2 separate regions of the Homo sapiens genome follow, and region 2 is linked to region 1. The links are chromatin contacts, found by Hi-C in ENCODE. All regions are on one chromosome and are shown on one strand. Each heading gives the region's core, a stretch centred on a gene start or an enhancer-like site at or near the end of the contact. The rest is flanking DNA. Distances are from core to core; before and after follow the strand shown.

The links. A loop is a pair of places that touch in the nucleus more often than their neighbours do. Pooled maps may share reads with other maps.
Region 2: a loop to region 1 is called in a pooled map, with 3 times the contacts of the local background. The contact joins the promoter of MOK here to the promoter of CDC42BPB in region 1. A Hi-C loop is called at or near these places in 1 of 168 maps with a recorded cell type or tissue (Caco-2) and 5 of 50 pooled maps.

The regions. Positions count from the first base shown.
Region 1 is chr14:103,053,957-103,058,851 of GRCh38, forward strand. CDC42BPB (CDC42 binding protein kinase beta) reads right to left here and starts at 3,593. Exons shown (of 37, transcript NM_006035.4): 1 at 3,043-3,593. The coding sequence starts at 3,217. RefSeq lists silencers at 3,265-3,344, 3,435-3,934, 3,975-4,084 and an enhancer at 4,080-4,730.
Region 2 is chr14:102,301,743-102,306,905 of GRCh38, forward strand. MOK (MOK protein kinase) reads right to left here and starts at 3,422. Exons shown (of 12, transcript NM_014226.3): 1 at 3,220-3,422. The coding sequence starts at 3,226. RefSeq lists enhancers at 3,303-3,825, 3,592-3,641.

The sequences.
Region 1 (4,895 bases), core at 2,343-4,842:
CAGCCTCCAGAGTAACTGGGACTACAGGTGTGCGCCACCATGCCCAGCTAATTTTTATATTTTTATAAAATTTTATTTTGACATTTATTATAGATACTGGGTTTTGTCAGGTTGCTCAGGCTGGTCTTGTCTTCCTGAGTTCAACCAATCCTCCACCTTGGCCTCCCAAAGTGCTGGGATTACAGGCATGAGCCACTGCACCAGGCCATAATCTTCCTTTAAAACTTAAAAAGTTTACTACCTATACTTTCCAAATTTCCTCACATATTCCCCATTAAGCCTCCAAATCTGGGCTGAATCAGCTACTTTTCTTCCTTAAGTTTCAAGAATTCTCCATAATTGTCATTAGATACCTGGCAAGATTTGGGAAGTGGGGAAAGGTTGGCTTTTCCACGTGACAGGAATCGACATATCAGAGGTTTCAAATGTCATGGAGTGGTGAATCCAAAAACTGAACAGTCCACTGATGGACAGCCTATATGTGTTTCCTGAGCAGAAGTAATTCCACTTGGAAGTTAGAGTACCTAATATTGCTCTATAAATAGTTTTATTCAAAAACATTATTCTGTGCTTTCCAATCGAAACAACCAGGCAATTCCAAGCAACATTAAATACTAACTGCACACATGTTAACTAGAAATACACCACTTTAGAGTTACAATGACGTATATGTTAACATAAATGAGTTTAAATACTTGTAAAATATATTGATATTTCATTAAAACACCACCTTCTAAGTCCATTCTTCCCTATAATTGAAAGTTTATACTTTTGTGCAAACTGAGTTCCTGAGAATAATGTAGTTTGTAATCACAATTTCCAAAGAGCCAGAATACAACTTTGAAAATATGTCTATGTTACAGCACAGTTCCCGTTTAGATTTGGAAAGGCCAGATCTCATAAAATATGACCTCCACACATGCTGACAAGAGCTTCCTCCAGGGAAGCCCACCAGTAATGCCTGGTGGAGAGAGGTGGCTGCACAATGGCCCCCAGGGCCCCCGCCCTCAGACTAATCTTCTAGGTCCCAGGCCAGAGGCCAGTGGGACCACATCTTCCCAGCAAAACCAACTTTCCCTCTGCTTCCTCTTCCCAGTCACACTCACAGGTGGTGCACCAAGTTGAACCTGACAGTGGAACTGTGTGGGTTTCAAGATCGAGTGATCAGAAAGGAACGGTAAACAAGCTGGGTGCAGTGGCTCACGCCTGTAATCCCAGCACTTTGGGAGGCCGAGGCAGGTGGATCACCCGAGGTCAGGAGTACAAGACCAGCCTGGCCAACACTGTGAAACCCCTTCTCCACTAAAAATACAAAAATGAGCCGGGCATGCTGGTGCGTGCCTGTAGTCCCAGCTACTCGGGAGGCTGAGGCAGGAGAATTACTTGAACCCAGGAGATGGAGGTTGTAGTGAGCCAAGATCATGCCACTGCACTCCAGCCTAGGCAACACAGTGAGACTCGTCTCCAAAGAAAAGAAAGAAAAGGTAAACAAAATATTCAGATTTTAACATGCACCAAAGACCTCACTTTCAAAGCAACGGTGAAGTCAATTAATTATTCAGTTGGAAATCGTGTCACTGACAAAGGACGCTAGAAAGCAAATACTCTTAATTTACTGATACTATAAGTAACCAAGAATGGTGGTTCCCACGGAAATAAAGCATCACAGGCTGTCCTTGATCTCAGGACCTCTTTCTACTGCTGCTCTCACAAGATACCGTGTAACATTTCACTACAGAGTAATCCAACAGAAGCCCTCTAAAGAATATTGCAACTTAAGTTTTATTTGTAAACAAAATTCCAAATTCCAGTCACCAATCTGGCAGAGTAGAGTAGGAGGCCTGGAGGCCTCACTGTGGAACACTTTCATTTGTTTCTTCGTATAAATATCAGCTTTATCAGCCCCAAAGATTAGAAATTACTGGTTCGAACTGAACAGTCCTAGCCCAGTGACGCAAATGACCCAAGGATAAGGTTTTCATAGGTTTGGCCTGAACATACGCATTTCCTCCTCCTACTCAGTGGTTTTAGGTGAGACAGTCTGAGGGTCTTGACCGGCACACCCGTTAGGGAGAGATGAAGTAAAAGAGTTTCACGCTGCACTTTTACCTGTCTTTAGGATCCTAATTATCGTTAAATGGTTTAATCAAATTTTTGTCCTAAAAAAGCATAATAGGTTAGCTGACCAATGATTAAAACATTATAGATCCGGAACGAACTAGAGAAGGCATGCAAAATTCAGATGAGAAAGTTTCTAAGTGATAGCTCCAGCTACCCCTCCAAATATCACAAAGGTCTAGCAGAATTGGAATTAAAAAAAAAAAGTCCTCTTGCACGGTTTATTTAAAATAAAGCCTTAACCTTAAAATTCCCTTGAAGGTGTTACAGCAAAGTAGGTATTCAGGCTCTGACCAACAAGGGGATGTAGACAGGCTGTCACCCAGGAGGGGCCGTTAGAGCTGGGCTCCCTGGGGATGCAAGGGGGTCCCACGGGGCAGTGGGCGAGGCAGATGCAGAAAGCACACCCAGCTGCCCCCACAACGCAGAGAAGCGTGGGGTGGGGAAAGGGAACTAATTCCACACTGCCTCCGGACCCCAAAGGCGAGGTGCGGGGGCGGGGGCGGGGGCGGGGGCGGATATCCCAGTGAGTGCTGCAGGAAATGATATCCAGACTCGGAGGGTGGATCTAGGAAGCCGCCAGGGCGAGGGCCCGGCGGGGGGGAGGGGGTGGGAGTGGGAACGTAGGATGTGGCTCCAAGGGGCAGGATGAGGGGGCGGGACGATCGAACGCGGATGTCGAGCCTAGGGAGGGCAAGGAGGGATGAAAAGCTAGCGGAGGGACGAGGGTGCAAGGAGCGGCTGGAGAGAGATGGGCTGCGGGCCTGGGGGCGCTGCCAGAGCGAGAGGAGGCGAAGCCCACGAGCTGGGTGGGCAGGAGGGCGGCAGGGTCTGTCCGGGCGGGGATGGGCGGGCGTGGGGATGCGCGGGCTGGGGCGCGGGGGTCGCAGAGCCGCAGGTCCGGCCCTGCCGGCGCGCACTTACCCCACTCGAGGAACTCGGCCACGTACTTGTCGCGGCGCAGGGCCGAGTGGCTGCACTCGGTGTACAGGCAGACGAGCACGTCGAGCAGCGTTTCCACGCTCAGGGCGCTCTCGTTGCGCCAGGGCCCGTCCAGGAGCAGCTGCTCCAGCTTCTTGAGCCGCACCTTGGCCGACATGGTGCCGCGCGGCCCGCTCCCGACGCGCCGGCCTCTCACCGCCGGCTCGGCCAGTCCGTCAGGGCGCGCCCTCGGGGGCTCGGCGGCTGCGAGCCCCGGCAGCAGCGGCGCCTCCTCGCCGCCCCGTCCGCGTCGTCGCGCCCCGGCCTAGGCCGACATCTTGGGCTCCGTCCCGACGGCGCAGAGTCTGGGGCGCCGGGCCCCGCGGGTCCATGGGCCGCTCTCCTCCCCTCGGCGCCGCCGCCCTCCCAGCTCGGGCGGCCCGCCCCCGCCGCCCTCAGCCCCGCCCGCGGCCGCGCCCTCCCCGCCGCCGCCGCCGCAGACTAGGAGCGGCGAGGAGCCTAGCGCTGCGCAAGCCCGGCCGGCGCCCGAGCCCGACCCCAGCCCCGACCCGGCGGCCCAGCCCCGCGGCCCGCAGCCAACCAGGGCGCGGCCAGCACCAGCGCAGCCAACCACTACGGGGCCGGCCGCCGCCGCGCTGACCTCAGCGCGCCGCCCCGCCCCGCGCCCGGCTCCCTGCTCCCGGCGGGCTCGGGCCTCGCCGCTTGCCGTAGGGAGCCGGGATGCTGGGAAGGCAGGGCCGGGCCTGGGGAGCGGCGCGGGGTGGGGGTGGGGGGGGCGGGGCGGGGCGAGTGGGCCGCTGAGATTGCGGAGCCCGCGCATGCGCAGAGCGCGCCTGGTGGGCGTGTGCGCCTTCGCCCTGCGGACCCGGTGCCTTCAGTATTCGGGGTCCGACCGCGCGCGTCGCGGATCCCGGGGCCGAAGACGACCCCAAGTATCGGAGAGGCAGAGTCGCGATCTCAGGCCGTCGAGCCCCGTCCCGCAGTCCGCGGGCCCATGTTGCCTGCGGGGCCTCGGACCTGCCCGGCCGAGGTGGGGGTCGAGGGCGGCCCGGCAGGCGCAGCTCTGATGGCCTCGGCGGGTTGTGGGCTATTTAAAACGGCTTGTCCCAGCTCGAAGCGGTCCTGGAAGACTCGGGCCCTACCCCTGACTTTACCGATGAGAGACTGAGGCCCAGACGGTGTGGGGTCAGGGCCCAGGCTTCTGGGGGATGCTGCCAAGGCGGGAGCCAGCGTCCCCAGTGCCCGGTGGATTCGTGATGGCTTGCAGAGGGTTTCAGTTTCCACTGTCCAGCCCTCCCTGCAGACCAATGCCTAGGTGTGACAGTTTGGTAGGAAAGGGGCCGGATATTTGTCTCCAGGCTGGGTTTGCCTAGCGAGTCGCTGCATTTACTAAGATTGTTGGTTAATTTGGGTGGCTGGGGGAGGGAGGCTGATGGAGATACCCCCCAACCCCAACAAACCCTTGGCGTCAGGAGAGGAGGGGCTTTTCCTGGAGCTTGCGGAAGGTCACCGAAATCGTGGGGGTATCTGAGAGCTTCTGGGGCGCGCGGGTGCAGGGGAAGGGGTCATGCTTCCGTGGAAGCGGTGGCCTCCAGGTGGAGCCGATGAAGGGGCAGATAGGGGTTTGAAGCAGGACGTTAAGGGAGCCTGAAGCAAAACTAATCTCTGGAGCTAAAAATAGGAGTGGGCCTGGCGCGGTGGCTCACACCTGTAATCCCAGCACTTTAGGAGGCCGAGGTGGGCGGATTGCCTGAGCTCAGGACTTCGAGACCAGCCTGGGCAACACGGTGAAACCCCGTCTCTACTAAAATACAAAAAACTAGCCGGGCGTGGTG
Region 2 (5,163 bases), core at 2,172-4,671, 750 kb before region 1:
GGAAGAAAGGGAGAATAAAGATGTCACCACTAAACCAAGTAACCGAAAACTACCAAAATGACCATCTAAAAGAACATACCAAACAATACTAAATATACTTTAAAAACAAAAGTTTACAAGAAGTAAATCATAAATGTACATTTTTTGTGTATTTTGTTTTGTTTTGATTTTTTTTTTCTTGTATTTTTTGGTTGAGATGGGGTTTCACCACATTGGCCAGGCTGGTCTCGAACTCCTGACCTCAAGTGATCAGCCAACCTCGGCGTCCCGAAGTGCTGGGATTACAGGCGTGAGCCACTGCACCCGCCCCATAAATGTAAATTTTATATGTATACACACATATACTTTTTTTTTTTTTTTTGCTCTGTTGCCCAGGCTGGAGTGCAGTAGTGCGATCTCAGCTCACTGCAACGCCCCCCTCCCAGGTTCAAGCGATTCCCCTGCCTCAGCCTCCCAAGTAGCTGGGATTACAGGCACCTGCCACCACGCCTGACTAATTTTTGTATTTTTAGTAGAGACGGGGTTTCACCATGTTGACCAGGCTGGTCTCGAACTCCTGACCTCAAGTGATCCACCCACCTCAGCCTCTCAAAGTGCTGGGATTACAGGCGTGAGCCACTGCACCCGGCCCACAAATGTAAATTTTATATATATATACGCATATATACATATTTATTTTCTTTTTTTTTGAGACGGAGTCTCTTGCTTTGTTGCCCAGGCTGCAGTACAGTGGCCCGATCTCAGCTCACTGCAAGCTCTGCCTCCCAGGTCCACGCCATTCTCCTGCCTCAGCCTCCCGAGTAGCTGGGACTACAGGTGCCCACCACCACGCCTGGCTAATTTTTTGTATTTTTAGTAGAGCCGGGGTTTCACCGTGTTAGCTGGGATGGTATTGATCTCCTGAACTCGTGATCTGCCCGCCTCGGCCTCCCAAAGTGTTGGCATTACAGGTGTGAGCCACTGCGCCCAGGCAGCATATGTACATATTTCTATATAGGTATACACATGCAGTGCTAACATTAGTCTTTTAAAAAGGGAGAAATACACATTTATATATTTATATATAATATATATAGAGAGAGTAAATTACTGAAAGTGATGCCTCTAGGTAGTGGGGTATGAAGAGTCTAAGAGGAAGGCCAGGCACAGTGGCTCGCGTCTGTAATTCCAACACTTTGGGAGGCTGAGGCGGGTGGATCGCTTGACGTCAGGAGTTTGAGACCAGCCTGGCCAACATGTTGAAACCCCGTCTCTACCAAAAAATACAAGTTAGCTGGGCGTGGTGGTGCACACCTGTAATCTCAGCTACTTGGGAGGCTGAGGTAGGAGAATCACTTGAACCCGGGAGGCAGAGGTTGCAGTGAGCCAAGATTGCACCACTGCACTCCAGCCAGGGTGACACAGAGAGACCCTGTCCAAAAAAAAAAAGAGTCTAAGAGAAAAAGAAGGTAGATAAATAAACCAAATGATCAAATCTAACTTCAGCAAAACTGCAACGAACTGACATCAGGCACTCTGGAAGGGCCACACTGACAGAGACACAACGTTGCCTCTCACATATTCCTGGTAAAAACATTTAAGCTGAAGCTAATCATGAGGCGAAAATCAGACAAATCCAAATTGAGCGATATTCTGCAAAACACTGGGCTGGATTCTTTAAAAATGTCATTTGGCCTACAGAGGACAGCCAAATAAAAATGAAAATATCATTGTCATGAAAGACACAAAAGGCAGGGACACCATATTAAAAGAGACCAAAGAGATATGACAACAGAATACAATTGGTGATTCTTGATTGGATAGAAAAAATATAAACAACTATAACACATGTTATTGGGATAAATGGAAAAACTGAAATATGGACTGTGTATCAGAGTATTGTATCATTGTTAAATTTTCTAAATGTGTTATTTGTACTGTGATGATGTAGGAGAATGTCCTTGTTCTTGGCAGATAACTGCTGAAAGAAGTGGTGAATTATTAGTAGTCTACAACTAACTCTTGAAAGGTCCAGTGAAAATAAATACATAAATGGGAGAGAGAAAACACCAGAGCGAAAGCGAGCACACAAAAATAAGGCAAAATGGTGCAGCTAAGTGAAGGACGGGTTTATAAATATTCAATGTACTGCTCTTGCAACTTTCCTGTACATCTGAAAATTTTCAAAACAAACAGATGGGAAGAAAAAAATGAATATAGTACAAAATATGTGCAGTATCATAGTCTGCACTGTAAGTAAAAGTGTAAAGTCTTTTGTAGACCTTGGATTCTAACTACAGCTTTGTAGTGCATTAATGAAAAAGGTAAACATTAAACAATATCCAACAAAATAAAATAAAAATAAAAATGCCTTGTAAAGGGTGAATGAGATTAATTATTTTAAATGTTATGCAATGTACACCATTGACAATTAGGATACAATGCAAATTTAACATTATAACTACTCCTAACATAATATTTTCACAGCAAAGGTCTGAATTTTTACTGCACCTCTGGTTCACAACCATAAACAATTATATCTGTACAGTAATAATAATTTTAAAAACATCATTCTAGCTGGTTGCACTTGGATTGTCAATAATCCACAAATCCCACTAAAGAAAATTTTTTACCCGTTACATTTTCTAGAATGACTACCTCATTTCCCAACTTTGAAGTAACAGCTTTTAACTAAAAGGTTGCTTCAAAACTACTATTAAAAAGTGGTTCCTATAAAACACTACTGCTTGACCCAAAAAATAAAATAAAGCACACAGCCCAGCTTTCCTCTCAATTGGTCACTAAACCAGTATCATGAAAAGGCAGGGAGCCACGCTGTAAGCGCTCCCCCGTTTTCTGCCGAATGTTCAGGAAAAGAGTGTCAGGTTCAAGCCAGCATTTAAAATAAAATAAAATGAATCACAGTCAACTCCCTAAACTCCAATGTAAGAACCACGCACCTGCACCAAAATATGCCTGAGCGGGAACTCGAGTCGGCTCTCCGAGACCCCAAAGTTCCCAACCTAGCCCCAACCCCTCAAGCTTCCCCCAGGGGCACCGGCTTCTCACAGCCGAGGGGGATTCGGGGCCCACATGCGGAGCCTCCCGGGCCTGTCGAGCCACGGCAGAAGGCGACGACGCCCGGCCCCACAGGCCCCTCAAGCTCCTCAAGCTCCCCCAGTCCCTCCCTCCCCCGCCACTCGCTCTCCAGTCCCTGCCCCTTTCCCCGGCCCCACTCACTCTTCATCTTGGATGCGGAAGCCGGTGACAACCCCTTGCCGACACTGGACGGAAAAGAAAGAAGCAGGAAGGTTGTCCCCCTGCTTTCCACTTCCCTGAGGCGGGGTCCCGCACTAGGATCTCCGTGGTGGTCCCTCGAAGGAGAGCGTTAGAGATCCCGCCGCCATGTTGTGTCCCTGTCACCCTAGCAACCGTCAGGCCCTGAACGCCATGAGCTGTCGCCTGCGCATGCGCAAGATGCCCCGCCCATGTACGCGTGCGCAGTGCAGCCCGTCCCCTCAGCCCGGTTGCTAAGCAGCCTTTCCTCCGCTTCCATGTAAATACTGTGCAAATCCCCGCCTTTGACACAGGCGACCTTCGCTCGGCTCGCTCTCCCTGCTGGCCTGGGAACTTAGCGATTTGGAACCCACTACGTGGACGATAGCCTTGAGCTTTAATTGGGCTTGGGAGCTTCTACAGGAATTTTTTTTTTTTTTTGAGACAGAGTGTCGCTCTGTTACCCAGGTTGGGGTGCAATGGCGTGATCTCGGCTCACTGCAACCTCCGCCTCCCGGCTTCAAGCGATTCTCCTGCCTCAGCCTCCCAAGTAGCTGGGATTACAGGCACCCACCACTACACCCGGCTAATGTTTTTGTATTTTTAGTAGAGACGGGGTTTCACCATGTTAGGCTGGTCTCGAACTCCTGACCTCAGGTGATCCGCCTGCCTCGGCCTCCCGAAGTGCTGGGATTACAGGCGTGAGCCACCACGCCCGGCCCAGTTTTTCTTTTTAATTCAACAAGCATTTGTTTTTGCCCCAGGAACTGTCGCAGGTATTGGGGATTAAAGGACAGTGTAGACGAGGTGACTGAGTTCTTGAAACTAACATTCTAGTGTAAAGATGAATGAATGTACACCGGAATGAACTATGTGCAGACACGGTGCCTAAGCAACACAGTGGCCTAGTTCTCTGGACCCTGACAAAACAATAAAATAACAAGCATACTATGTATGGGTATAGTATTTTATGAAGCTCATTAGATTAGCCTCATAATTATTCCATGAGATCAAAACCCTGTTTTTTCCTCCATTTTTTTTCTTTTACTAAAATACATCGTTTATTTTTAAAACAGATAAGTAGCCTTGCCAAAACGAAGCCTCAGAAAATTGGTTTAAGACTGAATTGGCCAGGTGTGGTGGCTCACACCTGTAATCCCAGCACTTTGGAAGGCCGAGGCAAGAGGATCGCTTGAGGCCAGAAATTCAAGACCAGCCTGGGCAACATAGAGAAACCCCACTTCCCTCTTAAAAAAAAAAAAAAAAAAACTCCGGGCGTGGTGGCTCACGCCTGTAATCCCAGCACTTTGGGAGGCCAAGGCGGGCAGATCACGAGGTCAGGAAATCGAGACCATCCTGGCTAACACGGTGAAACCCCATCTCTACTAAAAATACAAAAAAAATTAGCCGGGCGTAGTGGCGGGCGCTATAGTTCCAGCTACTCCGGGGGCTGAGGCAGGAGAATGGCGTGAACCCTGGAGGCGGAGCTTGCAGTGAGCCGAGATTGCACCACCTGCACTGCAGCCTGGGCGACAGAGCAAGAGACTCAAAAAAAAAAAAAAAAAAAAAAAAAAGCCGGGCACGGTGGCACATGCCTGTAAACCCAGCTATTCAGGAGAATAAGGCGGAGGTATCTTGAGACCAGGAGTTCTAGGCTCAGTGAGCTATGATAGCACCACTGCACTCTAGCCTGGGTGACAAAGCAAGACCTTGTCTCGAAAGAAAGAGAAAGCGGCCGGTCGCGGTGGCTCACACCTGCAATCCCAGCACGTTGGGCGGCCGAGGCAGGCAGATCACTTGAGTCCAGGAGTTCGAGACCAGCCTGGCCAACATGGGGGAAACCCCGTCTCTACTAAAAAAATACAAAACGGCTGGGCACAGTGGCTGATGCCTGTAATCCCAGCACTT